Regions from separate parts of the Homo sapiens genome. Here region 2 is linked to region 1. Evidence: chromatin loops called from intact Hi-C (ENCODE). Cell type or tissue: body of pancreas. All regions are shown on one strand. Links, peaks and the distances in the headings refer to the core of each region. The heading gives the core; the rest is flanking DNA.

The links. A loop is a pair of places that touch in the nucleus more often than their neighbours do. Peaks named below come from ENCODE experiments on the same cell type or tissue, not always from the same donor. Only the 100,000 strongest peaks of a DNase experiment are listed, where the experiment ranks them.
Region 2: it touches region 1 in a loop (4-fold over the local background); 89 of 110 quality-filtered maps call a loop at or near these places.

Annotation. Positions count from the first base shown.
Region 1 is chr5:154,616,091-154,619,005 of GRCh38, forward strand. No RefSeq gene overlaps it. Among named protein-coding and RNA genes, the nearest start is that of MIR3141, 21 kb to the left of the region's middle. In body of pancreas, for the core only: no CTCF peak of the experiment used is centred there; no DNase peak of the experiment used is centred there.
Region 2 is chr5:154,451,012-154,453,926 of GRCh38, forward strand. SAP30L (SAP30 like) reads left to right here. Exons shown (of 4, transcript NM_024632.6): 2 at 80-202; 3 at 2,391-2,489. Among named protein-coding and RNA genes, the nearest start is that of SAP30L, 6.5 kb to the left of the region's middle. In body of pancreas, for the core only: no CTCF peak of the experiment used is centred there; no DNase peak of the experiment used is centred there.

The sequences.
Region 1 (2,915 bases), core at 173-2,672:
AAAATCACAAGCATTCTTATACACCAATAACAGACAAACAGAGAGCCAAATCATGGGTGAACTCCCATTGACAATTGCTTCAAAGATAATAAAATACTTAGGAATCCAACTTACAAGGGACGTGAAGGACCTCTTCAGGGAGAACTAAAAACCATTGCTCAATGAAATAAAAGAGGATACAAACAAATGGAAGAACATTCCATGCTCATGGATAGGAAGAATCAATATCGTGAAAATGGCCATACTGCCCAAGGTAATTTATAGATTCAATGCCATCTCCATCAAGCTACCAATGACTTTCTTCACAGAATTGGAAAAAACTACTTTAAAGTTCATATGGCACCAAAAAAGAGCCCGCATTGCCAAGTCAATCCTAAGCCAAAAGAACAAAGCTGGAGGCATCACACTACCTGACTTCAAACTCTACTACAAGGCTACAGTAACCAAAACAGCATGGTACTGGTACCAAAACAGAGATATAGACCAATGGAACAGAACAGAGCCCTCAGAAATAACGCCACATATCTACAACTACCTGATCTTTGACAAACCTGACAAAAACAAGCAATGGGGAAAGGATTCCCTATTTAATAAATGGTGCTGGGAAAACCGGCTAGCCATATGGAGAAAGCTGAAACTGGATCCCTTCCTTACACCTTATACAAAAATGAATTCAAGGTGGATTAAAGACTTAAACGTTAGACCTAAAACCATAAAAACCCTAGAAGAAAACCTAGGCAATACCATTCAGGACATAGGCATGGGCAAGGACTTCATGTCTAAAACACCAAAAGCAATGGCAACGAAAGCCAAAATTGACAAATGGGATCTAATTAAACTAAAGAGCTTCTGCACAGCAAAAGAAACTACCATCAGAGTGAACAGGCAACCTACAAAATGGGAGAAAATTTTCGCAACCTACTCATCTGACAAAGGGCTAATATCCAGAATCTACAATGAACTCAAACAAATTTACAAGAAAAAAACAAACAACCCCATCAAAAAGTGGGCAAAGGACATGAACAGACACTTCTCAAAAGAAGACATTTATGCAGCCAAAAAACACATGAAAAAATGCTCACCATCACTGGCCATCAGAGAAATGCAAATCAAAACCACAATGAGATACCATCTCACTCCAGCTAGAATGGCAATCATTAAAATGTCAGGAAACAACAGATGCTGGAGAGGATGTGGAGAAATAGGAACAGTTTTACACTGTTGGTGGGACTGTAAACTAGTTCAACCATTGTGGAAGTCAGTTTGGCGATTCCTCAGGGATCTAGAACTAGAAATACCATTTGACCCAGCCATCCCATTACTGGATGTATACCCAGAGGACTATAAATCATGCTGCTATAAAGACACATGCACACGTATGTTTATTGCGGCTCTATTCACAATAGCAAAGACTTGGAACCAACCCAAATGTCCAACAACGATAGACTGGATTAAGAAAGTGTGGCACATATACACCATGGAATACTATGCAGCCATAAAAAAGGATGAGTTCATGTCCTTTGTAGGGACATGGATGAAATTGGAAATCATCATTCTCAGTAAACTATCGCAAGAACAAAAAACCAAACACCGCATATTCTCACTCATAGGTGGGAATTGAACAGTGAGAACACATGGACACAGGAAGGGGAACATCACACTCTGGGGACTGTTGTGGGGTGGGGGGAGGGGGGAGGGATAGCATTAGGAGATATACCTAATGCTAAATGACGAGTTAATGGGTGCAGCACACCAGCATGGTACATGTATACATATGTAACTAACCTGCACATTGTGCACATGTACCCTAAAACTTTAAGTATAATAATAATAAAATTGAAAAAAAAAGTCAGTGTGCCTAAGGAGTTTGTCAAAATGCTAATCCCCAGGCCCACCATGGATTCTGGAGCAAGGTGTGGAAATCTGCAGTTTAAACTCACATACACCCAGGGGTACACTTTAGAAAGAGCTAGGCTTGTGCTCCCTGACACCATGTGCAATCACCCTTCTGGGCCTTTGCACAAGCTGTTCGTTCCCACTGCTTAGAACATTTTTATCCAGATCTCTATCTGGTTAACGGTACTCATTCTTCAAAATCCAGCTCAGAGTCCCTTCCTCCAGCCTTCCCTGATTTCTACTTCCTCCAACTGGATTGGGCACCCGCAGCACTCTAGGCTTCCCCTTCTTTCTTAGCATATATACCACATCATGGTGATTGTTCTTTTAAAATTATGCACACATTTTCACTGTAAAAACTGAAAACATGGCAATGGATCACTAGTCCCCTTTACAACCTGCCCCCCTGTTTAATGTAATTTCTTCCAGACACATTTCAGTGCATTTACAAATATATCCCTGGTATACCTAAAAGCTAGGATACTGTTTGTGGAATTTTATTTTGCATAACTGGTATCATCCTTGCTTTTTCCCTCATAGCATGCATAGGAGACCTGTCTGCATCAGCACCCACCGTGTTCTAATTACCGCACAGCATACCAGAGTGGGCCCATACCCCCCGCAGACTTATCCACCCCTCTCTGAATGGACATCTTCCCTTCACTATTGTGTTTTATATCTCCACCTTTCTCCCTCTACTGTCAGCTGTTTGAACAGAATAACAGGTTCCAGAGTCACTGCCTGAGTTCAAATTGCAACTGCCATAGGCAAGTTCCCACTCTCTCTGTCTCATCTGTGAAATGAGGGCAATGATAATTGAGACCTCACAGGTCTGCTCTGAGTTACAACAAACAAGCACTTAGCACAGTTTCCTGGTACATAGTCAGTGCTCAATAAATGTTTGTTAGATGAATCAGCAGATGGATGTGGGCAGAAAGCAAGTCCCATTGCATCCCCCAGAGCATAATGGCCCTAAAGAATAATGTAAAGTGCCATGGTTAGGAGAGGTTAGGCAATGG
Region 2 (2,915 bases), core at 166-2,665, 170 kb before region 1:
AAGCCCCGCAATTCGACAGATACCTATTGCTGTCTCCAAGGAATTGGCCAACTCTGACTTTGATTTTTGTCTCCATCAGGTAAGGCACCTATATATCTGTGATTTTCACAAAAATTTCATCCAGAGTGTCCGAAATAAAAGGAAGAGGAAGACAAGTGACGATGGCGGAGATTCTCCCGAGCACGACACTGACATTCCTGAGGTAAAGGTCAAAGAAACCAGTTGCGGAAGCTGGAAGAATGGATTCTAATCTGATTCTCACCTCTGGCCTGGTCTGCTTTTTGTGTTAAGAAGTAATTTTAGTCCTTTTGTTTTGCTGTGGATTATTTGAAAAGTGAATTATAGTAATATGGAATCTGAGAGCTAAAAGCTTGGACACCCACTGGTCAGACTGCCCCATCATTTTACAGACAGGCACAGAGAGCCGAGGTCATGTATATAGTTTGGAGGCTCTAGTCTAGGGCCCTTTCCAGTAGACCACACTGCTTTTCTGCAAGACGCCCCTGACGAATGCGTAAATACAACCACAGTGTCACTTTTTTTTAAACCTTGTTTATGCCTTTAGAGAGTGTATAATGGTTTGGGAGAAGTCTTTTCCCCAAAAAATGAAGGTGTAAGTCATCAGTTCATACCAGCTCTGATTTTCTCTCACTGATTTCTTGACATCTAGTCCAGGCTGTTCCCAAGGATCCATTTCAAAGTTGACTAAACTGGACCCGGTTTTCTCAACTCTAGCACTGTTGACATTTGGGGTCAGCTAATTTTTGTTGTGGGGACTGTCCTCTGCATTGTAGGATATTTAACAGCATGCCTCAGCAGCATCCCCTCGTGAGATTCTACCCATCACCACCCTGAGTCATGACAATCAAAACGTGTCTCCAGACATTGCCACACCTCCTTTACAAGACAAAATCGTCCTGTGTTGAGAACCACTGCGCTAGACCATGAGACCTAGGCTTCTCAAACTGGAAGGCTGCCTTCCCTTCAGGTGCCCGTGTCTATTAAGTGAGGCTTCAGGAAGGAATATTGGATTTTCTTTCTACTAAATTGTTTTCACTCAAGACTCAGCAAGAGAAGAACCGTTTATAGTGTACATTGAATATTTGACACATGAATATTTCATAAGGCAACCGCCTGTTAGCACTCAGAGTGAAAATGACTGTGTAGGAATAGAAAGAGTAGGCGGGCCTTTGTCTGCAGATGTGGAGGAAACCGTTGAAAATCTGGCCCTTTCCCTCTGCCCCTCCCTGTGTCCCCTTTTCCAATGTTGGTTTACAGAATCTTGCTTTTGCCTTTAACGTTATTGTTATTTTACAAAGAAATGGACGTATTCGATTTCTAAGTGGTTTTCACCAAAAAAAAAAAAAAAAAGGTTTTGAGGAATGTTTTGAAAAAGAATGAAGGACTTTGGCCCCTCATATTGATCATTCATTTTGTTTTTAAGTGCTCTCCACCTGCCTGAAGCAAGAACAGCTCTTTTAGAGGCAGGTAAAGGCAGCCCAACTTTATGGGCCTTCAATTTTTCATGACTATGCAGCTTTCCTCTCTTCCTTTGTTAGAAACAAAAAGGGGGGGTCCCTTCCCCTCTGTTATCCAGTCATCTGCAAAGACCCCAGCCCTAACCTGCTGGATTGCACATTCACTACAGTAACTTTTGAACTTTCTCTGGAGGGAGGTTAAGGATTCTAATACCAGAAGGCTGGGCCTAGCAAAGAGCTATTTGAGGATAACAGCCCTCCTTTGTGCTCCTCTATCCGGTCGCTGCCTCGTTCTGGCCTATCATCCTCCAGGATGTCTCTGGTTTTTGCCTTTGCTCTCCATCTTTGGTGTCCCTTCTAGCATCACTGCCCCTCCAAAGCTCAGCCTCTTCATCTCATTCTGATTGTTGCTATAGCATCTCCCTCCGTATCCCCCCATCAGTCTTCCCAACAACCACCACCAGACCCATCCTGCGCCATCGCCCTCCACCCTCTGTGATAGCTCCTTCTGTTTTTCTGGATGTGCTACCATCCATTCTCACCTTTTAAATTCATCACAGTTGCCTGTGACCCCCTTGCCCATCTGTGCCTCTCCCAGCTCTCTGTGCTGTGATCTTTTCCCCTATTCCCTACCGTTTCTCAGTGCTTTATCAGACCCTGCTCCTCCTTAGCTTAAGCTTTACCTTTTCCACCAGTTTTGTGAGATCAGCCCACCCCAGCCAGAACTGTTTTTCTACTGTTATTTTTGCCCTCCTAGCCAGTTACTAGTCCTCAATAGACCATTTCTAAGACCTCTTTTGAAGCCCTCCCCATCCTCACCCCTACCTTAGTGTAGTGCTAGGCACATAGTGGGCTCTTGGTGAGTCCTGGGTGGTCAGGTGATGGATAACATTTTTCTCCTCTTCTCCCTAGGTTGATCTGTTCCAGCTGCAGGTGAACACCCTACGACGTTATAAACGACACTACAAGTTGCAGACCAGACCAGGCTTCAATAAGGCCCAGTTAGCAGAAGTAGGTAGACAAAATTGCCCTCTAAAGAGAGCCAGCATTGTGCTGCTTCTGATGGTTACCCTGATTCTCCCTTACCTTGTGTGTCTGCTAATTGTAATTTCCTCCAGAGTTCTGGAAGCAACTCTGTATTCCTCTTTGGCAATTTAGAACCCCACAGCTTTAGACCTGCAAAGGCCTCAGTTCCAGAAAAGAAACCATGGCACAGAAAGAGGAAAGGATTTGCTTAAAATCACACAGCAAGTTGATAGCAGAATTGAGCCTGGGATCTCATGACTCCAGATTCTAAGTCCTGAGTGTTCATTTGTTTGAATCTTTTTTGGAAGATTCCTCTTTTTGTTTTTTTGGAGACAAGATTTTGCTTTATCACCCAGGCTAGAGTGCAGTGGCTCAGTCTGGGCTGACTGCAGCCCCAACCTCCCAGCTTCA